3 separate regions of the Homo sapiens genome follow, and all the other regions are linked to region 1. A link is a loop called in an ENCODE intact Hi-C map of the cell type or tissue named here. Cell type or tissue: heart right ventricle. All regions are shown on one strand.

The links. Hi-C counts contacts between places; a loop is a spot of excess contacts. Peaks named below come from ENCODE experiments on the same cell type or tissue, not always from the same donor. Only the 100,000 strongest peaks of a DNase experiment are listed, where the experiment ranks them.
Region 2: a loop joins it to region 1, with 5 times the contacts of the local background. A loop is called at or near these places in 11 of 110 quality-filtered maps.
Region 3: it touches region 1 in a loop (5-fold over the local background); 106 of 110 quality-filtered maps call a loop at or near these places.

The regions. Positions count from the first base shown.
Region 1 is chr2:105,517,935-105,525,934 of GRCh38, forward strand. The region is part of intron 1 of LOC105375311 (a long non-coding RNA gene); the gene reads left to right. Among named protein-coding and RNA genes, the nearest start is that of LINC02946, 89 kb to the right of the region's middle. In heart right ventricle, CTCF peaks have their summits at 1,267 and 3,459 (motif pointing left); a DNase peak (open chromatin) is centred at 87; H3K27ac peaks cover 2,748 bases.
Region 2 is chr2:105,110,641-105,118,640 of GRCh38, forward strand. No RefSeq gene overlaps it. Among named protein-coding and RNA genes, the nearest start is that of MRPS9-AS1, 12 kb to the left of the region's middle. In heart right ventricle, a CTCF peak has its summit at 4,013 (motif pointing right); no DNase peak of the experiment used is centred here.
Region 3 is chr2:105,365,836-105,373,835 of GRCh38, forward strand. It overlaps FHL2 (four and a half LIM domains 2), which reads right to left. Exons shown (of 7, transcript NM_001318895.3): 4 at 7,724-7,898; 5 at 1,735-1,904. It also overlaps a transcript of C2orf49 not described here. Among named protein-coding and RNA genes, the nearest start is that of FHL2, 29 kb to the right of the region's middle. RefSeq lists enhancers at 3,575-4,076, 4,077-4,576. In heart right ventricle, a CTCF peak has its summit at 4,141 (motif pointing right); DNase peaks (open chromatin) are centred at 4,146, 4,796, 7,286 and 7,836; H3K27ac peaks cover 6,341 bases.

The DNA.
Region 1 (8,000 bases):
CCAGAGGACCAGGAGCATGTGGGACCAGTGCCTGGGGCTCCCAGCCAGGTTTTCAGCCCTTGCCATGCTGCCTTCTATACTGACCCCTTGCCCTTTGCAGAATGCCTGTGGGTTTGAGAACGTCCCAGGGGACTTGCTGTTAGCCGCTTCCAGCTGGTGACATCTAAAGGCTTGGAGGCCATGGCTCCATAGGCAGCATGCCCAGAACACTTACCAACAAGAGTGCACCCAGAGGCTGCAGTTTCGGCTCTAGATGGGGTCCTCTTGTCCTGCCATGCCCATGTGTCCCAAGCAGGCATGTGAGGGAAAAGAGAGTCAGAATCCCTTCTGCACTGATGGGCTCTCAAGAGGTATTATATGTACTTGCATAGAGAGGGCCAGTGGGGATTTAGAATCAGCCAAACAGAACTGGGTTTGAACCCCAGCCCCCTGATGACACATGTGTGACCTGGTGAGGTGGCCTGGCCTCTCTGGACCATAGTCCTCACAGGAAACATGTTTGCACCTGCATTGGACCTGCTTCCCGGGGTGCTGGCCGGCCAGGGGCTCAGCCTAGGTGTTCAGTGATGTCTGTCTCGGTATCATCACTGCCTGACTGCCATGGTCTGCAGGCGGGGTGGGGCAGGGCTAGGAAGGGTCCATGGCTGGGACCAGCTCCAATGTTGATGAGCGTTTCCTTTATAAGAGGTGCTGAGCAAGCACTGTCCTCATCCAATCCTCCCAACAAACTTGGGAGTTTGGTTTGTTAATCCCCAGGTCACAACCAAGGAAGTCACCTCTCACGAAGGCCACTCAGCTGATGGACAGAGTCAGGCCTACATCTGGCCTCCCTGATCTGCTTCCCCAGGAGTCCAAAGACCCAGATGTCCTCCACATTAGCTCATTTCCCACCGCACTGCACTTTGTCATCCACACCAAAGTCAGGTGGAGTTAATTCCCTGCTAAACTCATCCTTGGCTCTGCAAGATGAATGCCGAACCCTTAGCCTAGGCCAGGAGGGGAACCCTTCACACACCGGGGGCCGCAGCTCCAGCTCAGCCCCCAACACCCATCAATGCACACAGGCTATTTGACCCCCTTGACAGCTCCCAGGCAGCCCACACTTGTGTCTGTGCACGTGTGCTGCTGCATCTTCCAGGGACCATGCTTCTCCTCTAACGCCTTGTGTAAGTGTGACCTCTCTGGGGAAGGTCTGCCTCATCCCCTGGGGAGACACACTTGCTCCCTCATCTGGGCCCTCTTGGCATGGTGTTCATTCTCCACTGCATAGCGCTATCATTGATCAGTTTGCATGTATGCTAGGAGCTCCTAACCAGTATTTATTGGACCTCTGCAAGCCTGGGAATCTGTAAGTGCTGAACTCCATGCAGGCAGGGCTGTCTCAGCCACCTGCTGCCTGGGTGGCTCTGGGCAGGCCCTTCAACTCTGTGCTCAGGATCCTCATTTGCACAATCAGCTAAAAGTAGCATTTTGTTCCTAAGGTTTTTATAAAAATTAAATTAGTTAATATAGATGAGGTGCTTAGAATAATGTTTGGCTCACAGTAAGTAAAAGCTAATAAAGATTGACTACTATTATTATACTCAGTAAATATTAAATTAATACATGAAAATAGCACAAATGGAAGCCCAATTTAGCCTTTTGCCCTTCACAGACCGCAGGTTCCCTTTCTTCCGTATCTATAAAAAACTTTCTGGACAAAGTAGTTACTCAACATTTATTAAATACAAAGAATAAATTAGTTTAAATATCACAGAAAAGAAGGATGCTAAACCCCACACCGCCACTTACTGGAAGATATCATGCACTCAAACCATAGGCTATTACTAAACTTCAGTTTGTCTTTAAATAAAAATTCTTGGGGGGACAGAGTCTTGCTCTACTAGAGCTAGAGTACAGTGGCATGATCATAGCTCACTGTAGCCTCAAATTTCTGGGCTGAAGTGACCCTCTGCCTTGACCTCTGAGGAGCTGGCATGCACCATCACACCTGGCTGACTTAAAAATAAATTTTTTTTAAGAGATGGGGTCTTGCTATGTTGCCCAGGCTGACCTCAAGCAATCCTCCAACCTCAGCCTCCCAAAGCACTGGGATTACAGGTATGAGCACCATACCCAGCTTAAAATTTTTTATTTCTAACTGACAATCAAGAACTTGCACTGGAACAACTAGCAGGGAGCGCTGCCCCTTCAAGATATTTCTTACTTGTTTTAGCCAAATTGGTTTCAGTTTGGGTGAGATTAGATTTTCAGTTGTTTTTTAGTAATGTAGACACACATTACTATATGCTTATTTATATCCTCTGACTTTGAGTGTTCTCAAGGGTTCTAGTCACAGAGTCATCTAGTCTTTAGGAAAAAAAGAGACCAGAAGGGCATTAACATATATTTAGTTCTGACCATGTGCCAGGCATGGACCTCTGGGTTCAAATGGCCTCATCTAGGATATGGGATAAGTAAGAACAGAACGGTTAAGTATGTGTGATGAAATTTAAGTATTTCTGGAATCTATAATGCAACAAACCGATATCCCCTATTCTCTTACCCTATCCATTTGTGCACTCATTCTTGCCACAGCTGTGTCAGGTATCTATGCCATAATACAGCTGGGCACCTCAGGGGGACCAGGAGAGCAACATTAACCTCTAAGTTCCAAGCAGTTTATATTTGAGATTAATGCTAAGGCAAGTTCACAAATAGTATAATGGGCAATGTAGGACATATGAACTAAGACATTCCACGGTTCCAAAATGTAGCCATACTTACACTTTTAAAATTTAGGGATAAATTCTGCAATTTGCGTGGAAGTATAAGGTACATGGACATTTGCATCTTCTGTACAGTTATTTGTTGTGAGAACGAGAGAGGTCTATCTTATGATAATTAGCATATTGAATGTTTATTACACTAGTTATTGAAAAAGAATCTCTTAGTATTTTTGCTTTGCTCCTCAAGTTTAGTAGGGAAAAAAGTAAAATGAAAACAAGATAACACACACAATAAGAAGAATACAAATTCATTTCTTATGATTGTTAGTAGTAGACATAAATTTCAAAAAATGCATTTGCAAGCAGTATAGTTGATGTTTCAGAAACTATTGGAATGATAAGCCAATAGGTTTTATAATTGTATATAAAAATTATGAAAACTTGTGTTAGTTTGAAGGCAACCACAGGTATTATTTAAATGCATAATTCCTTTGGCAAAGTAGGTATAATCTAGCTGAATCATACTCTCTAGACCATCTGCTATTCTGTTTCCCCCTAAAAGGCTTAGGGTAAAGTAAGCCTTTCATTGTGCTATGTCCTTATGTGAAAAGGTATTAAACAAATTATATTGACCTGATGGGAACCAACAAGTAAAAGCTGGTTATATAAAATAGGCAGCTATTTTGGAGTCTTTAAAAAAACAAACAAACAAAAAAAAAAAAAACCAAAGGAAAACCAACTCTGCCATCTGGTGTAAAAACAGATTATTACAACTTCTTTCTTCAAACAAAGCATAGTGGCTATTCCAGTTATTCCTTATTTATCATTGATTATCATGATGTGGTGAGAATTTTGAGCGAGTGTTCCCCCTCTCCCTCCTTGGGTAACTAAAGCTTGATGTACATATATTTTAAATTGTTTATGGGAATATTTCTAAAATAATTACTAATTTACTGCCTTATTAAGTGAGAGATAATGAACCCAATTACATCTTTCCTTGATGATGCAGCGTGCTGACTGTATTGGTCCATTCTCTGTTGCTATACCAGAATACCACAGGCTGGGTAGCTTATAAGGAAAAGAAGTTTCTTTAGCTCATGGTTCTGGAGGTTGGAAGGTCCGAGAGCATGGCACCAGCATCTGGCGAGGGCCTTTCTGCTGTCTCATGACATGCGGGAGGCATCCCATGGCAAGACAGGGCAAGCGTGCATGTCAGCACAAGACTCTCTTTCTCTTCCTATAAAGCCACAAGTCCCTTCATGGGGATGCACCCTGATGACCTTATCTACTAATATTTCCCTTTAATGCTAAAAGATACCATCTTCAAATTCCATCAACATATGAATTCGGAGATTAAGTTTCCAACACATAAAATTTAGGGGACACAGCCAAGCGCGGTGACTCACGCCTGTAATCCCAGCATTTTGGGAGTCCGAGGCAGACAGATCACTTGAGGTCAGGAGTTTGAGACCATCCTGGCCAACGTGGTGAAACCCTGTCTCTATTAAAAAAAAAAAATTAGCTGGGCATGGTGCTGGGTGCCTGTAGTCCCAGCTACTCAGGAGGCTGAGGCAGGAGAATTGCTTGAACCCATGAGACAGAGGCTGCAGTGAGCCAAGACTGTGCCACTGCTCTCCAGTCTCCAGAGAACAAGACTCTGCCTCAAAAAAAAAAAAAAAAAAAAAAAAAGAAGAAGAAGAAGACTTACGCCTTCTCTTACGCCTGTAATCCCAGCACTTTGGGAGGCCGAGGCGGGTGGATCACCTGAGGTCAGGAGTTCAAGATCAGCCTGACCAATATGGAGGAACCCCATCTCTACTAAAAATACAAAATTAGCCGGGTGTGGTGACGCATGCCTGTAATCCCAGCTACTCGGGAGGCTGAGGCAGGAGAATTTCGTGAACCTGGGAGGTGGAGGTTACAGTGAGCCGAGATTGCACCATTGCACTCCAGCCTGGGCAACAAGAGCAAAACTCTGTCTCAAAACAAAACAAAACGAAAAACCAAGAAAACATTTAGGGACACATTCAAACAATACCACTCATTATGAGCATTAATTAGCTTACTTTCTCTGTAATAGATAACAGCGATAACCTCAGGGTTAAACAATACTTTCGTCAAGCCTAACTGACCTCATGGATTGTACTTTTTTAGCTTGCAACACACAGTGTTTAAATTTCTGCTCAGTATGGCATTACTGCCTGCTGTGGAAGCTGGCCAGGAATCTGGGTCAAGGTGACCAGAAACCCGGTTGCAGAAACCTGAAGCTACAAGGCAGAGATGGGTTTCACTGCAAACAGGTGGCCTCCAGATGCAGCAGCAGACCGTAAAAGTAGAGCAGAAAGTCAACAGGTCAAATTGGCAGGGAACTCTCATGGGACAAACTCAAGGAAGAGGCCAAAAGAATAAAAACTAAGGGGAGGCCGGGCACAGTGGCTCATGCCTATCATTCCAGCACTTTGGGAGGCCGAGGCGGGTGGATCGTTTGAGATCAGGAGTTCAAGACCAGCCTGGCCAACATGGCAAAACCCCGTCTCTACCAAAAATACAAAAAAATCAGCCAGGCGTGGTGGTGTGCACCTGTAATCCCAGCTACTAGGGAGGCTGAGGCAGGAGACTCAGTTGAGCCTGGGAGGCGGAGGTTGTAGTGAGCCAAGATCGCACCACTGCACTCCAATCTGGGCAGAGAAAATGAGACCCTGTCTAAAAAAAAAAAAAAGAGGAGAGTTGAAGGGAGACAAGAGAACTATGTGATGGTCTAAGCACTGTTGCCCAGACAAGATTCTACATCTTTCTTCACTGTGGCTCCAGCTCACCCCTACTGAGTTCATTCCAAATCTTGGTGCTTCATTCATCACTAGTATCACAGCAGAGCCCAAACTTCAGTAGGAATAATAATCAGCTGGAGGGCAGATCACAGAAGGATCCAAGATGCGCCTGCATGTCTTCATTTTTAAAATAAAACCCACAGATGACCTTGATCCAGGTGGTACGAAGGCCCCAATTTGAGAAACAAAATCAACTCCTAAAATTCTATAATCAAAGTTGTTTGCCACATGCCAGAGTTGAACAAATAACAGATCTGGAACATATAAGTTGTGTGTTGTTTACTTTACTACTGACCTTTCTTTACCTAGAACCCTTTCCCATAAACCTTATTAATATAGAGAGTTTCATTAACATTGTTGAGGACATATTTATTTGAAACATTTTTTAAAATAAAGTAGATGGCCGGATGCGGTGGCTCATGCCTGTAATCCCAGCATTTTGGGACGCTGAGGCAGGTGGATCAAGAGGTCAGGAGTTCAAGATCAGCCTGGCCAATATGGTGAAACCCTGTCTCTACTAAAATGACAAAAATTAGTCAGGCGTGGTGGCACATGCCTGTAGTTCCAGCTACTCGGGAGGCCGAGGCAGGAGAATCGCTGGAACCTGGGAGGCGGAGGTTGCAGTAAGCTGAGATGGCGCCACTGCACTCCGGCCTGGGAGACAGAGCAAGACTCCGTCTCAAAAAAAAAAAATTAAAAAATTTTAAAAAATAAAGTAGATAAACAGTGTAATATTTTTCTCCCAACAAAACAACAATGTGAAATTTTATTACTAAATACTCTGACACTAGGGGTAAATTTGTAATTCCAGAGTACTGGAATCAATTCAAGCATTAAGAGCTTACTGCCTGATAAATATTCAGTTTTGGAATCTTTGCAGTGCCTGCTTATAATTTTCCCTTAGCCTATGAAACATGTTTTTGCTCATTTCACCTATCTAGACTCTAAATTTTATTTTACGAACTTTTCAAATTTCTTTTAAAATTGTTTATTTTATCATTGTATAAAATCTTCAAATGACAATGTAGAGTGATTTTTTCCAAATATTTTTCTTTCTTTTTTGGAGACAGAGTCTCGATCTGTCGCCCAGGCTGGAGTGCAGTGGCACAATCTCCGCTCACTGCAAGCTCCGCCTCCCGGGTTCACGCCATTCTCCTGCCTCAGACTCCCTGAGTAGCTGGGACTACAAGCGCCCGCCACCACGCCCGGCTAATTTTTTGTATTTTTTGCGGAGACGGGGTTTCACCGTGTTAGCCAGGATGGTCTCGATCTCCTGACCTCGTGATCCACCTGCCTCGGCCTCCCAAAGTGCTGGGATTACAGGCGTGAGCCACCACGCCCAGCCCAAATATTTTTCTATACATACTCCATGTAAAGAGAAAGAGAAATCATTAGTTTTTTTCCTCAATAATTATTTGTAAGTAATTAACAGAAGTAGGCCTTAAAGTGAATTTAATTTACTGTTTTTATTTCTTAAAGTGAAATTTTGCTATAATTCCTAAAATTTGTAACTACAGGTAGGGTGATCATGCATTCCAGTTTTTCCAGGATAATCATAGTGATGGCAGTGGCAGCCCATCTGGAGTGGCTGCTGCGGGCAGGCCAGCTGCAGCAGGAGAGGTGTGACTGGGGCTGCATGCTCTGGGGAGTTGGTGGGGGCTGGGAACAGGTGATCCCAGAGGGAGCCCCGCATCCTACCAAGTTGGCTGGTCAGGAGCCCATGCTCCCAGGCAGAACTGCAGCCACCCAGCTGCAGCTCTGGACCTGGGCATCTCTGTGCTCTCAGGAGCCTGGAAAGATCCCTGCCCCTACAGGCTCAGAGGTGCCTGCTCCCACTCCCCAGCCTCTCCCCACTCCTGGTGCCCACTCCAGTGTGGAGCAAAGTTATAGCTGAGCCCAGGGGCTGTCGCAACCCAAGCTGCATGTGTGCGTGCTTAGGGTGGCACTGACATGCCAGCTCTTCCACCACTTTGGCCCCCTCTAAACTTTGGGGGCCAACGAGCTCAGGGAGGTGGGGAGGGCTGAGGGTGGCTTGTCGCAGGCCTGTGGGTACCCCTCAGCACGGACAGCATGGGTACCGCTAACAGCATGTTGATGGTGGTGGGAGGCAGACAGGTTCCTGGGCAAGGAGTGGGACCTCGCCCCACCTTCAAGTCAGGAACAGCCTGAAGCCTGGGGGCCTTATTGCCAGTTCTGGGTGGAGCCCACAACCTGGAGTGAGAACTTCATTGATGCCTTTCGGACAATCCAATGGTGCTTTTTCCATGTCCACCCATGTCTGCACATGGACCAATCAGCATGCACTTCCTCATTACAAGCCCATAAAAAAACCCAGATTCAGTCAGACTCAGACGCTCACTGGGACGACCTGCTTGTGGAAAGGAGCTACCTACTTTGGGTCTCTTGAGAGCTGTTCTGTCACTTAGTAAAGCTCCTCCCTGCCTTGCTCACCGTCCAGTTGTCC
Region 2 (8,000 bases), 410 kb before region 1:
CGCCACTGCTGAGGCTGCCCTGCTTATCGGTAGAAACCTTTGTGGGTTTCTTGGGTTGAGAAAGCAGCAGGAGAATTTGGTGACCTCTAATAAGCCACCCCAAACTCCAATCAGATCTTGAACTTGCAAACTCAGCTCCCCTGACAGAATGGAACCACTCCTGGGTCACTTAGGAGAGCCACAATGTCCTGTTGTCCAGGGAGTGTGCCTCGATGCTTGTGAAGCTGGAAGGATAACAAGACAAGAGGACAAAAGTGGCTCTGAAGGAAGTGTTGGGTATTTCTCATTTCTTTTCTTTCTTTCTTTCTTTCTTTTTTTTGAGACGGTGTCTCACTCACATTGTTGCCCAGACTGGAGCACAGTGGCACAATCTTGGCTCACTGCAACCCCCGCCTCCTGGGTTCAAGCGATTCTCCTGCCTCAGCCTCCTGAGTAGCTGGGATTACAGGCACCCGCCATCACGCCTGGCTAATTTTTGTATTTTTAGTTGAGACTGCATTTCGCCATGTTGGCCAGGCTGGTCTCGAACTCCTGACCTCAAGTGATCCGCCCGCCTCGGCCTCCCAAAGTGCTGGGATTACAGGCATGAGCCATTGTGCCCAGCCTGGTATTTCTCATTTCTAACACACCTAGTATGTGGCTGTGACCCATTTCATTATATTAATAGCTCTCAAGTCTTTTAGAATAATCTTAAGCTATTTGGTTAACTTCTGAGCTCAATAAGCACACAGTAACTCTTAGATCTGAGTCTCCTTCATATTCTATATTTTTAATTTAACCTCAAAATAGATTCCTAGCCTCCCTGTGAAGGTGTTGGGAGCCTCCAGAAGGGAGCATAGCCTGCCCACACCTGCTATTAGCCCAGCGAGGCTGCACCTCAGGTGTCATCAGATCAGACATCGTGCTGGTTTCAGCCACTAAGCCTGTGGTAATCCATCACAGCAGCCATAGAAGCTGCTACAGGTGTTTATAGAGTAAGAGTTGTTACTTTTATCCTAGAGAGAACGGAGACTGGTGGTTTTATGTTTCAGAACAGATAAAAAGAATGATGAGATCAGGCTGGTGTGACAACTCAAGGTGCCTGGGAGATGTTCCAGATACAAACCAAATAATATGTTTCTTTTCCTCTATGTATGACGAAGCCTCTCACTGGCCGAGTCTTGGGCCTTGCCCATGGATGGGTTAACCGGGTGTGGCAGCCTGGAGCCCTGTGCTGGGAGGACTCAGAATCTGAGATTCACTGGATGGGAAAGAGCCCTGCGGGCCTGGAGGTAACCTCGGCGGGGCAGGGGCTGTGAGAGCGTCTCCCAGGGCCCTCCTGGGCAGTCCAAGCACGCACAGGTGGTGAAGCATGATGCAAGCTGGCAAAAGCATGGGAGTGGGGTTGCCCTCAGTCACGGGCCCCCCACATCAGGGCGCACATGCCCCTAATAAGCATCTGTTTCTTTCATTCATCTAGCAAACGCTTATTGATCACTGCCCCCACGCAGCCCTGTGCTAGGCACTGAGGATGTCCCTGGAGCAGATCAAAAGCCCAGCCCTCATGTTCTTCAAGTTCCAGCTGGGGAAATAAACCTTAAACTGAGCCAAGTACCTGATGTTCTCCCTTGTAGGAAGCACCAGGAAGGAGGGAAGGAGGAATGTGGAGGGGTGCTAGTCCAGGGACCCCACTTTGAGAACCACTTCTCTAGTTTATTAAGAGTTCTCAAGATAGAAGAGGTTGCAACTTAAATAGAGTGATCGCGGGGCCTCGACACCGCAGTGGTGTTTGAGCAGAGGTGTGAAGGCAGCGAGAGGGCAAGCAACGTGCACATATGGGATCCAAGGGCTCTCGGCAGGGAGCTCGGCTAATGCAAAGACCCTGTGGTGGGATGAGGAAGAGGCAAATGCATCTCAAGCAGAGAGAACAGGGGAGTAGTAGGAGATGAGGTCAGAGAGGCCAAAGGGCAGCCTATAAGGCCCTGACGTTATTTAAGGCAGCAGTGTTTCCTGGGGTGAGAGGGAAGCCATGGGAGCCTTCTGAGCGGAGCTGACTGCAGGGGGTGGGAATGGAAGCAGGGAGCCCAGGGCGGTGGCTGCTGCGAGTCAGGTGACAGATGGCAGTGGCTTGGCCCTCGGTGCTAGCAGTGGAGCTGGAGGAAAGGAGCCCGACTCTGGATTTATTGTATTGTGATCAGTTGAATCGCAGTAGCCTAATCTGTGTAGAGATAAGATTGTGAAAATTAGTAGTGGGAGGGTGAAAGATACATGTATAAGAAAGGGGTGATCTCATTGATGTTCTGCATCAGTGGTTCTGGAAGTTATGTGTGCATCACAATCACCTGGAGGGCCCAAGACGTGTGGCTGGTCCCACCCCCAGGTCATTCAGGACACCCGAGAGAAGGCCTCAGAATCTGCATTTCTCACTACTTCACAGTTGATGCTGATCCTGCTGGTCCAGGGACCCCACTTTGAGAACCACTTCTCTAGTTTATTAAATGTTCTCAGGACAGGAACAGCATCAACTCAATGTCTCAAGTGGCGGGGAATTTAGGGATCATTTAATCCCACTGTTGTAAGCCATATGCTTCCCCAGGCAGGCAACAAATGCAGGGAGCATTGTAAGACCCTGGGCACCTTGGAAGCCAGAAGGTCTGCGGGGGGGATTTGGGGTCCACTGGTGTGCAATCTCTGACGCCCGCCCCTCATTGGCTTTAACAGATCAGGAGGCCCAGGCCCAAGGAGACTGTGGTTACCCTAACTGCTATGAAAATACGTAGAGTGAGGACTAAAAATAAAACCCTAAGCCCCCAGCAAGCTGAGTGGACTCCCTCTTGGCCAAGGGGGCCCCAGAGAAACCTTAAAGAAAATTCTGGGCCATAACGGGATGGGAGGTCTGTCTCATTATATAATACCTTCTCCCTTTTGCAGTTTAGACAAAACTGCCCGGCATTAATGTTATAATAGAGACCATAAGACTGACAGAACAAACTCATTATGGTACCAAATTATAAACAAGACCTAAGGCCATGGCAGGGAAGGGTTAAGTCATGCACCCAACATTTAAAGAATAAACTAGGTTCTAACTGCCAGAGGTTGTTCTCTCTAGCAGCTAAACCAGCATTGGCCTTGACATAAGCAATGTTGAACTAGTTGCAGCTCATCCACCACCAGACACTGACTAACTCACCCCCTTTCCACCAGCCATAACTACAGCTTTGATTGGACAAGAGACTGATTTCTGTAACTTTCTCCTGATAAGAGATCACAGGCCATGGACTGGTTCTGGCTGGTTTACAGAGGCCGACCACTTGGGTGTGTTGACGCCCTGCTTCACCTTTTGACATATAGGGCCTAATTATAATGCATTTAAATGTTACGTCTCCACCCCAAGGAGACCCTGGGATGTATATAACATGCATGTTTGCTTATCACACATGTGCAAGACCCCCTTTCATGAATATTCATGGCTCCTCCCATATCCTGTTGAATATGTATACCAGTTAAGCTGAAATTCCTGTCTTCTCCTTCCCTCCCTCCAAGTGCCTGCCTTTATGGCTTTGGCTGGAGGCTACACCTCCCAGCATATCGGAATGCCCACCTTATAGTCTGTAACCCTTTATAAGAAATAAAACTCTCCTGTCCAAAGTTATAGATTTCCTGATTTTTCCATTTACAATAGCAACTAAAAAGTTCAACCTGTTAATTTTATCAAATACTGACCAGCCCTGATTCCTGAATTGTGTTAACATAGTGATTCATTTGAAGTGAAAAAAGGCAAATTGTAACTAGTTCTCATATAAAGCAGTATGCATGTTATGTGCCTGTATTTGCCTAAAAATATATGTCTGTGTGGATAAGTCTAGATAACGAGATTATGGATAATGTTTACTTTCTTCATTTATATATGCTTGGAATTTTTTAAAGCTTGTTCATAATTCTTAAATGGCTTGGATTTCTTAAAACCTATGCATAAGTTTTAAGAGGGGAAAATACAGTGATTTTTGGTTGAAAATAAGAGCATCTTGATCTCTGTTAGTACCCTAGTTTAGCCACAAGATGGAGTAGTTTACAACCGAATAAGCAACTAGGCGCACAGAGACCAGGAGGAAGAGGATGCAATTCCTGCCCCACTCCTGGATTTAATCTAGTGATTCATGCGCATTTTAATGCCTCTTGAAAACATCAGGCATATTAATTATCCTTTCTAATCCATCTTTTGCAGATGAATCTCTAAATTCTGATTTTTTCTTATGCTTACATTGAGCCTATAATTATCTCGCCTATTGCATTGATTCCTTTCAATGAAAGAGGTAAATTATTAGAGAAGACTAGAAGCCAGAGCTAGGGTACTAGAAAAAAGCAGCAGCAGCTTTTTTCTTTCTTTCTTTCTTTCTTTGAGATGGGGTCTCATTCTGTCACTCAGACTGGAGTTCAGTGCTGCCATCACAGCTCACTGTAACCTCGGCTGCTGCTCCCAAGCGATCCTCCAACCTCAGCCTCCCAAGTAGCTGGGACCACAGACATGCACCACTACTTTCAGCTAATTTGTATTTTTTGTAGAGATGGGGTTTCGCCATGTTGCCCAGGCTGGTCTCGAACTCCTGAGCTCCAGTGATCCACCTGCCTTGGCCTCCCAAAGCGCTGGAATTACAGGCATGAGCTACTGCTCCCAGCCAACAGCAGCTTCTTCTAATGAAGGGAAATTCTTGCAGATGGGAGGCTGGGATCCACTTCTTCCACCCCATGTTGCTCTGTCCCTAGCATAGAATGGCTACCATTTGACTTTGAGTTGCCATTTCAAAATGCCTATTTGTATCAATGTTTTGAACCATTCATAAACTCTCTAAATGTTAGTGTACCCAAAAAAGATAAAAATAGAGATAATTTAACTCAAAATAGAAGAAAAATATTAAGAGGCTGAGGCTTAGGACTGCAGTCTATCCTAAGACTTGGGCGCGAGGAAGGTAGGGGTTCTATGACAAGCTGCTAGTGGGCTCCTCCAGGGACATGCCCCAGTAGAATGAAAGCTACGTACCCGTGTGCTGGATACAGGACTGGCAAGGACGGCTGTCTCTGCCCTGCCTGCCATTCGCAACCCATCCCGGCATGGCTCCTGGGCTGGGAATGTTGTTGAAGGTTTAGCGAGCATCTTTTCTATTAGAAGCATCCAAGCACACTTTGGACTGCGGGAAGGAGACACCCATTACCATCGACACTCAATCTCAACATCAGAGGTGAGGAGCTTTGAATGGAATGGCCACACCACATAAAATCCATTCTATTAGGCCTCGATACTATCAGGTAGAGAGGAAAAAATCCAGTGATGTTCTGTTTTAAATAGGGTAATAGCTAATAAGATATAAGGCTACTTTTTCTTCTTGTTGTTTTAATGAGAACTGTAGCATTAGGATTCAAAACAAGCTTTCCAAATAGAAAAAGAAAAAAAAAATGTCAGCCATAATCTTACCATTATCTCCAGCCAACAGCTAGTATCAGTTTAGGGATTCTCTTGTAATGTACTTTCATGGGAAAGCATACTTCACATAGTTGCAATTAGAGTATACATACAATTTTAGGACGGATTTTCCATTTACTATCATAACCATGTTTCTGTGTAGCTATAAGCTTCGTAATTATAACTTTAATGACCTCATAATATTCCATCCATTGAGCATATGTTCCATAATTTACTTAACTCGTTTCCATGCCATTAGCCACATGTGCTTTTTAAAAATAATATTGTAAATAATGTGCCGGGAGCATAATTGTACGGATGCTTTTTCTTTCATTTACCCTTTGGGTAAATTTCCAAAACTAACTTTATATCCATTGCCAAATAACTTCCCAAAAGGACTTTGCCATTTCCGATGTGTGTGTCCCAGCCTCGCTGTGTCAAGATCAGCTTTGAGAGATTGCATTTTCCAAAGGCTGTGGCTTCCCCATGGCCCTGTGCAGTGCCTGCCCAGCCACTCTCCTCTCTGGTCTGAGGCAGCCCTCCTCTACTGAAGGGGAATGCTCGTAAACTTGAGCTCCTCCTCTTGTCCTCTGACCTCCCAGGCCTGGTCCCCCTGACCACCTTTCTGCACTGGTTTTTGTCTCTCTAACTGTGAATGAGCTCAAGATCTTCCATTGGCCTCCCGCAGGCCAGGCCTTAGGAACTACTGCCTGTTCCCCTAGTCCCCGGATGCACACTTCTCCTGACGTCTATACTCCATGTACACCCACACTCTCCTTTATGCCTCAGTCCGGGGCAAGATGGCCCCTGCTCCTACCCTTTCCAAAGAATGTCCCTTTGTAAGGTCACCAGCAATGTTGCCTGCAGAAGTCAGTGGGCACTGTTTTGGTCCCATTTAATTTGATCTCTTTGAGGCATTTGATACCATCCTTCCAGAAATATTTCCCCCACCTTGGCTTCCATATCCTTCTACCCTTCTGATGCTTCCCACCAAATGCCTGCTGTCCCCTCTTTGTTGAACCAGTCCCTAACCATTGGTTTTCCCCCAGAAGGGAGCACAGTGCAGGTTAATGCACGTGTGGCAATGCAGTGGGGCCTCACCCACTCTCTGCTGTCATGTCAGTTCTGAAATTTATAAGCCCTAGTGTGTTCTCACTGCCCCAGCTTTTCAACTCCCCATTCCTGGGTTTCAATTTCCACCTCTTCTTTTCAGTTCCACACACATGATCCATGGACAAGCTCATCTACTTCCAAGATTCCAACTCTCCCCTATGCTAATGACTTCTCAATCTGTGTCTCCAACAAGATCTTTCTGTTGAATTTGATTCATACCATATGAGTTGGGCACCTGTATCCAAATGTCCTGTGGAATCTCAGATTCAGCAGGTACTGGATAGAATCATTCTTTTCCCCTTCCACTACACCTGCCAATTTACCCATGTTCTCTTAGTCAATGGCACCACTCTCCACCTAGGTGATCAAGTTCAAAAGCTGTCTGTCATCCTAGACCCCTCCCCTTCCTCATACCCACAGTCACTCCGGGGAGCTTGTCCATCTCGCTCCCTAAGAATCTCAAGTCTCTGGCCACATGCCTATTCTTTATTGCTTCCTGAGCTCAGTTCACAGCTCTTGTCAGCTCCTGCCTGTATTATTCCCATGGCCCAGCAACAGCCTCCATGCATTATCTCACCCCTCCCAGTCTGCCAGGAGAGGCCATGTGGTACAGTGTGAGTGCCGAGGCTCTGCAAGCTGACTGTCCAGATGCAGTTCCTGGCTCCGTCTTCTGCTGTCTGCAAACCTGGGTAGGTTCCACTGGCTCCTAAGTAAGATGGAGATAATAACAACATCAACCTCAAAAAAGTAGGTGTGAGGATGCGGCGGTTGTGAGGATTAAATGAGTTGATGCACGTCAAGTACTTTGCGCAGCACCTAGCACACATTCAGTATTAGTTGTATTATCATCATCATCATCATCTTCTGCACCAGCAGGGAGCTCTTTCTAAAGGGTTTTTCCAACCACTATCCTGCTCAAAACCCATCCATTTGAACAGATATTTGTACCCGTGTTCTTAGCAGCATTATTCACAACAGCCAAAAGTGAAAACAACCCAATGAGCATCGAGGGATGAGTGGATAAGCAAGACGTGGTGTATCACACAATGGAATGTCATCCAGCCTTTAAAGGGAAGGAGATCTGACACATGCTGCGGCGTGGACAGACCTGGAGGATGCTGTGCTGCGGGAGACAGGCCAGTCACAGAAAGACAAATACTGTGTGATCCTACTCACAGGAAATACCTAGAGTGGACAGTCCATAGAGACAGAAAGTAGAATTGTGATTGCCAGAGGCTGGGGAGAGGGGAGTAGGGAGTTATTGTAGAATGGTTACGTTTAGTTGAATTACAATGGTTGAATTTAGTTGAGGAAGATGGAAAACTTCTGGAGATGGATGGTGGTGATGGTAGTGTGACAATGTGAATGTACTTAATGCCACTGAACTTGTGCTTAAAATGGATAAAAGGGTAAATTTTATGTTATATACATATATATATTTGTGTTATGT
Region 3 (8,000 bases), 150 kb before region 1:
CTGTCTCAAAAAAAGAAAAAAACAGAAGCATAAAAGGAGAGGAAATAAAGAGAAATAAAATTTAAAATAACAGTAAAGAACAAATGGGGCCAGGCATGGTGGCTCACGCCTGTAATCCCAGCACTTTGGGAGGTGGAGGCAGGTCGATCACCTGAGGTCAGGAGTTCCGAGATCAGCCTGGCCAACATGTTGAAACCCCGTCTGTACTAAAAATACAAAAAAAACCGGCTGGGCATGGTGACGCACGCCTGTAATCTCAGCTACTTGGGAGGCTGAGGCAGGAGAAATTGCTCGAACCCAAGAGGCGGAGGTTGCAGTGAGCCAAGATCGAGCCACTGCACTCCAGCCTGGGCGACAGTGTGAGATTCTGTCTCAAAAAAAGAAAAAAAAAAAGGAAATGAGAGAAAGACTGAATGGAAATTGGTAAGAATACTCAGCACTTAGAAAAGGTGTGGGCAAGGTGGGGATATTCTTGCCCAGGCCAGCCAGGTACAGGTAGCAGCATTGGGGATGTTTCTCCATGGCCCAGACGCAAGGGTAGAGGCCCCAAGGGCAAAACAGCAGAAGCTGGGTGAGCAGAGTCAATAACAGGAGGAGAGCGAACAGAACCTGTGATGAGTTCCACAGCTGGCGCTGCCCAGGGCGAGTGAGCAGTGGGAGGGTGCCACTCAACAGGCTGATGCAAATCCTAACAGGACAGAGACGCTGGAAGCTATAGCATAATAAGAATTGCGTGTGTCTAAGAGTCAGAGGGCACAGCAGAAAACTAAGCTACACCCTGAAGGGTGCAGGTCGGGGGGCAACTGGGCAGAGAGATGGCTTCCTACAGATATGCAGTTCCCTTTCTTTCTTTAACCCTAACAGAGCCATGACTGGAATAGCACATTATCGAGTAGATAAGTTTATTTATTTATTTTTTTAATTTTTTGAGATGGAGTCTCGCTCAGTCGCCCAGGCTGGAGTGCAGTGGTGGGATCTTGGCTCACTGCAACCTCCACCTCCCGGGTTCAAGTGATTCTCCTGCCTCAGTCTCCTGAGTAGCTGGGACTACAGGCGTGTGCCACCACACCCAGCTAAGTTGTGTATTTTTAGTAGAGATGGAGTTTCATCATGTTGCCCAGGCTGGTCTTGAACTCCTGACCTAAGGTAATCCACCAGCCTTGGCCTCCCACAGGTGATCCACCAGCCTTGGCCTCCCACAGTGCTGGGATTACAGGCATGAGCCTCCATGCCCGGCCAGAGTAGATACATTTAATAAATGATCTGTCCCATATCCATGGAGGCAGACTTTTCTCCTTTACTTTTCTTCTCACATCCGTCTCTCTCTCCTCCCTTCCTCTCCTCCCTCTTCCTTCCATCTTTCTCTCCCTCTCAAGTTTGCAGTTGTTTTCTTGTTTTATTCATGGAGAGAAGCTGAACAAGACAGCTTTGGGATGGTGGCTCCCCTTCCCTCTAACCTCAGGTTATCAACATAAGAACATATTTAGAAATGGTCTAGAAGAAGGCAGGGTTAAACGATTTGATCACAGAGCTCAACAATGTTGATGTCTTTGAAAGAAGGATGGACACCCAGACCCGATGGATAAATGCTCAGAATGTAAGGCAGGACAGGCACAGCTCCCACGCCACTTAAGTATCACAGGTATCCTTGGTTTTGGAAAGAGAACTGACAGACATGGACCATGGAGGCAAACCAGCCAGAACGTGCAAGGGCCAAGGGGGCATCTGAGATACCTTTTTGCACTGAACGCACTGCATGGCATGTTGTTTCTCATAGCAGGGCACACAGAAATTCTGATTGTCTTTGGGGATGAAACTCTTGGTTCCAATTGGCTGCTGGCAGCGGTGGCAGATGAAGCAGGTCTCATGCCAGCTGCTGCCCTTGTACTCCATCTTGCGGGTACCTGTCATCAGGGTCAAGAGGAACACAGCAGAGTTATGGTTAGAGGGGTGTGGAGTCCCAGCAATCTGCCTTCAGAGCTTGCTGCCCTCTAGTTTTATGACCAGAGCAAGCCACTTCAGCTCTTGAAGGCTCGCCTCTACATGGAGGTAATTCCTATTTTGTGCAGGGCGTGGACTTTGTCTTTTGGTTCACTACTGTACACCCAGCTCCTAGAACAACACGTGTACATTTTAGGCACTTAACATTTATTTATTGAATACCGTGGTTAGGAATGTTAAATCTAAAAAAAGTTAAGTCTCTCTCAGCAATGCAAAGTATAAAGAGAAGTGTGGCATAGCTCCGATGAATTCCCATGGAGCATGACTTTTGGAGTCTAGGGACTGTATTCACCTATTGCACACCTGATAATGAACACCCCGTCTGGTTCACAGCAGGATGGAAATGGCTAGAGTGTGAATGAACCTGGAACCTCGAACCTGATTCAGTGAGCAGCCTCTACAACACTCACTTTACATACTGCCTGTTGAACCAAGTTGTGATGTATCTAGGTAGTTTTATGCACTGTACTAAGTGCTATAATTAAAACCTACATGTAGTTTTTTTTTGTTTTCGAGACAGGGTCTCACTCTGTCACCCAGGCTGGAGTGCAGTGGTGCGATCCTGGCTCACTGCAGCCTTGAACATCTGGGCTCCAGGGAAACTCCTGCCTCAACCTGAGTAGCTGGAACTACAGGTGCACACCACCATGCCTGGCTGAAATCTTCATGTGTTACTTGTACATCCCATTTAGTAATTGCCTAAACCTACGCCATCCATTGTCTTTTGAATAACTATTAGCATTTGATACATTTCTACCATTTCTCCAAGTGAACTGAGGAGCTCTAGAGAACTGAAACACTTATGGGTCACCCCTGCCACCACCAAGCTGGACTCACTGCAAGTGCTCGGTGTCTGTTGACTGACATTTTTTCATTTTTGTTTGCCAGAAAGAAGTGTATCTATTTATAGTAACGGATGATTCCAGATAGGCGTATAAACAAGTACCCTTCATATAAAGCAAAGGTAAAGAACAATCTGGGGAAATAAGTATCAGGGACAAAGAAAGAGGAAAGTGTTGTAAGTGCCCGGACTAGCTGAGGGGCCTGGCCACTGTGTAAGACCAAATCCAGACTGCTGCCTGCTTTTCAAATGAAGTTTTATTGGAACACAGCCACGCCCATTAATTTACTTCCATTGTTTACATCCGCTTTTAAGCTAGACGGCCGAGTAGTGTGCAGCTGTGTGCAGTTGTGCAGTTGTTGTGTAGTTGTAATAGTTGAGTAGTTGTGACAGAGACTGTATGGTCCACAAAGCCCCAAATATTTATCTGATTTTTGAAGGAAAAATGTTGCCAATCCCTGGGGACTGTGGCATGAGGGTCACATACATGTGACTTCAACTGGGGGTCAGGGAATGATGGGGAATCAAGCCGACAGAGGGACTGCCCCGCTCCAGACCAGGTGGAAGCAGCTGCAGTAACACAGGTGGCTTATAGGAGTCTATAGACTAGTCCATAGCTCTCAGCCCCAAAATCTTATGGTCCCAAGGACAAAGCTAGGGGTTGTATTTTAGCTGGCTAGAAAGTTGGTCATGAAATGTCTGTCCTCCAGTAATTAGGAATGTGCTGAGAATTATCACGATTGTTATTTAGGATCATTTTCTCAGCTTCCTGTACTTCCAAGACCAGACATTTGAGATTATATAAAATAAGCAGGGTGTGTGTTGGGGGGCAATGTGTGAGAGGGAATTTGGGATGGTGACACGCAGCGATCTTTTAATTCAAAACTAAGCTGTACAATCTATGGAATTCAATTGTGGGGTGATGAATCCTAAAACAAACATTACATGAAGCAATTGAAATTCAAGTAAAAATAGTGGAAGGACTTTGAATTCACAAAGATTTTCTTCAACCTCCATGCATACTTTTGTCACTTGCTCTTTGGATCTCTGACATTCATTCTGATCAAGCAGCCCAGAAGCCAAAGGATTTTGCCAATGAATATGGGGCAATTATGACTCTCATGGCATTCTTGTCGAGTTCTGAAATAAGTCTGATCAGATCAACACCAGTTCGAGGGCAACTCTACGTGCAGGGAATGCACAGGGCACCTGGAGCCTCAGGGACATGGCGCGTGCACCTCAGGCATGGCGACAGCAGTGGCCGCAAGCCTGCATGGTCATATGCAGCAATACCGGCAGGTGGCAGGAGCGTTCCTTCTCCTAACTGAATCGCACACTCTGAACCAAGTCTCCCGCAGGCGGAAGCGCAGTCTTGAAGAAGGGATGTCTTAATCTGATTCAAATAGTCAAATGAGGCTGGCTGCGGTGCCTCAGCCTTGTAATCCCAGCACTTTGGGAGGCTAAGGCGGGAGATCTCTTGAGCCCAGGAGTTGGCGACCAGCCTGGGCAACATAGAGAGTCCCTGTCTCTACCCCCCCAAAAAAAAAATTAGGCGGGTGTGGTGGTGTGTGCCTGAGGTCCTAGACACGTAGGAGGCTGAGGTGGGAGGATCATTTGAGCCCGAGAGGTCAAGGCTGCAGTGAGCAGTGATCGTACCACTACTCTCCCGCCTGAGCGAAAGAGCGAGATCCTGGCTCAAAAAAAAAAAAAGTCAAATGAGGAGCCAGAAATTTGGTTGCAGGGTTGGAGACAGAATCGCTACTTGAGTCTGCTCAGAGGCTGTGGTGCATCTGTAAGCAACGTCTGCTAATAGGGGCGCGAGAGCCGGTAAACCCCAGCACTGGGGTTACTGATGGTATTCCAGTTTCCTGATTGGTCATCAGGAAACTGACTTGTGTGGGGGGTGTGGAGCTGGTGGGTGAGTTTTTCACTTGTCCTCTAAATGTAAATTCACCGCAAAAGCTGTGCACTGACGCTGTAAACCCATATTCATCTTGAATGGGTTCTAACACTTTTAAAAATCAAACCCAGGCAAGCAAGTGCTTTGATTCAGTGTTTTGTCGGTGCTGGTTTGTTTTGCATACACCGGGATTCTTCTAGACGCCCTGCCTTTGGTGCCCAGTCCGTTTCTTCTGGCAGAGGCACCTGTAAAATGGGGATGAAGCCATCCAACCCAGGGAACACCGAAGATTCAATGGGATTCTGTAAAGCAGCAGGGTCTGACGCCTGTGTGTGTGCTCAGGGGCTGGAAGCTGTAGCTGTGTTGTTATTATTACTACACAGCATTTCTTACCACAGAGCCTGAATTCTTGCTTCCCCCATTCCTTAGTAGAAGAGGCTGCCGGCCAGTTAATTCTCAGATATTCAGTATGGGTTACCTCTCACTGAACATTAGGTTTTTACTTCTTATCTGATCATGTTTTTCTTTTCTTTCCCTCCCCAGTAAACACCATGAGAAAGGGAAGGTGTGATGGTTAATTTTATGTGTCAGCGTGGCTGGGCTCTGGTACCCAGTTGTTTGGTCAAAAAACAGGTTTACTTGTTGCCGTGAAGGTGTTTTTTAGATGTGACTAACATCTAAGTCAGCAAGCTTCGAGTGCAGCACGTTACCCACGTATCAGGGCCGGGCTTCATCTAATCGGTAGTGGGCCTTAGGGGCAAAGACTAAGGTTTCCCTAAGGGCAACTAATTCTTCTCAAGACTGCAATAGACACACCCTGCCTGAGTTTCCAGCCTGCCGCCCTACGGAATTCAAATGCTCCCATTTGGAACTGCAGTATCATCTCTTCCCTGAGCCTCCAGCCTGCTGCCCTGTTCTATAGATTCCAGACTTACCGCCTCCACAATCTCATGAGCCAATCCCTTGAAATCTCTCTCTCTCTCTCTCTCTCTCTCTCTCCTTATGTATGTATCTATGTGTATACATTTCCTTGATTGATTCTGTTTCTCTGGAGAACGTGACTAACACAGAAAGTCAAGACAGGTGAAAAATTCAAAATCCGGGAAATATGCATACTTTTTATGTCATGGTTGGTGCTAACAGTTAAAGTCTTTAAACAGCCCCTAGAGTCCCCAGTGGAAGCTTCCTTGGGCCCTTGTTCAGGAAACTAGTAAGGGTTTAATTTGTTTTTCAATTAATGTCGTGGTTCTTATTGTTACTGAGTGTTGTGTCTCTGCAGTGACTCCCTGTGGGGCAGGACACAGGTCAGCCTGGCTTTCTACGGGCTTCAATTCTCATTTGCACTGTCGCACAGCACTGGGGCCCGAGTTTCCAGCCTCTGCAGGATCCACATGATCTTAGAAGAGGCCTTCTTGCCTGGAGCTGCCCCATCTAAAGTCACCATGCAGCCCTTCCAGCTGTTTTCCCTTACAGCTGCCAACAGGGCTGGGACTGTGTCAGCCTGGGCATTTTTCTTCCCTGTCATAGTGTGTCACAGTTGTTTTAAAGTTATATTAACCAGAGAAATGTAGTGGCAGTAAGAAACCATCTTACCAAAGGTCAGATTACCTCCTTGCCTTTTTAAAAAATGATTATTCCTTATCCTACATAACTTTCTTTTTTTTTTGAGACGGAGTCTCACTCTGTCACCCAGGCTGGAGTGCAGTGGCGTGATCTCAGCTCACTGCAAGCTCCATCTCCTGGGTTCAGGCCATTCTCCTGCCTCAGCCTCCCGAGTAGCTGGGACTACAGACGCCCGCCACTATGCCCGGCTAATTTTTTGTATTTTTAGTAGAGACAGCGTTTTACCATGTTAGCCTGGCTGGTCTCAAACTCCTGACCTCGTGATCCGCCCTCCTTAGCCTTGCAAAGTGCTGGGATTACAGGGGTGAGCCACCACACCTGGCATCCTACATATATTTCTAAACTATTTCCCATATGTCAGTCTCTTCAGTATTTCTTTATTATCAAAAACAAAGCAAACCAACATGATGAAACCCCATCTCTACTAAAAATACAAAAATTAGCCAGGTGTGGTGGTGCACGCCTGTAGTCTCAGCTACTTAGGAGGCTAAGGCAGAAGAATCTCTTGAACCTGGGAGGCAGAGGTTGCAGTGAGTCAAGATTGCACCACTGAACCACATTGGCCAGGCCGATTTCAAACTCCTGACCTCAAGTGATCCACCCACCTCAGCCTCCCAAAGTACTGGAATTACAGGTATAAGCCACCGCACCCAGCTTCTTTCTGTATTTTGAAATTCCACATATTTTTGTCCACTTTGCTTTTTAAAATAAAAGATTCTGCTCTCCTACATAAAAAACAAAACAAAACAAATAACTCCCCCCACATACACACACAAAAAAACCATGAGGGACACAGTCCCATCAACACACAAGGCACCTTTATTGCCATCCTCGGCACCTGGCCCAGTTGCGGCTGTGCCCTTTTTGACTGTCCGTCTAGAACACCAACTCTACAAGGGCAGAGGACCAGGTGCACCTCGGCTCACACCCTACGAATGCTCAGCTCGAGCCCAGTGCCTGGCACGCAAGGGCACCATGCACACTTGGTGAAATAACTGAATGAGTACAAATTCAGCAGGTAGAAGGGAAGAAAAGAGAAACTATCTATGGTGGTGGGAGAGTGGGGGCTGATGCAGGAGATGTATTTTTAAGGGGGATACCCACCATTTTCTTACTCTAACAATTTGACTGCATAACACTGCCCCACGTGCACAGCAAAAAGATCCCGTTACTGCCCATGATAGAACCTGTATGTCCCTGCTTCGTAAGTACTCTAAATACTCCTCTGCAGTTCAAGGTCAAACTGGAAAGTCAACACGAGTGTCTGGAACCAAGTCAATGTGAACAGGGGGTCAGAGGAACGTGCACAAGGCTTGAAGCTAGACTGGCTCACGCATGAGAAAGGAGTGCCTCCTGACCTGGCATGATGGTCTTCTTGCATTCCTGGCACTTGGATGAGTACTCGTTGGAATAGCAGTCTGTACAGAGCAGCTGGTCCTCCTTGGCAGCAAAGGGCTTGTCCACCAGTGAGTTTCTGCACTGCGAGCAGTGGAAACAGGCTTCATGCCAGTGCCGGTCCTTGTAAGACAAGTCCTGTGGGGCCAGACCACACAAGACAGTCAGAGGCAGGACAGGAGGGCTTGGACCCACAGCATAGGGGCCCCTTGCGAATCTGCAGGGCAAACAAGGAAAGAA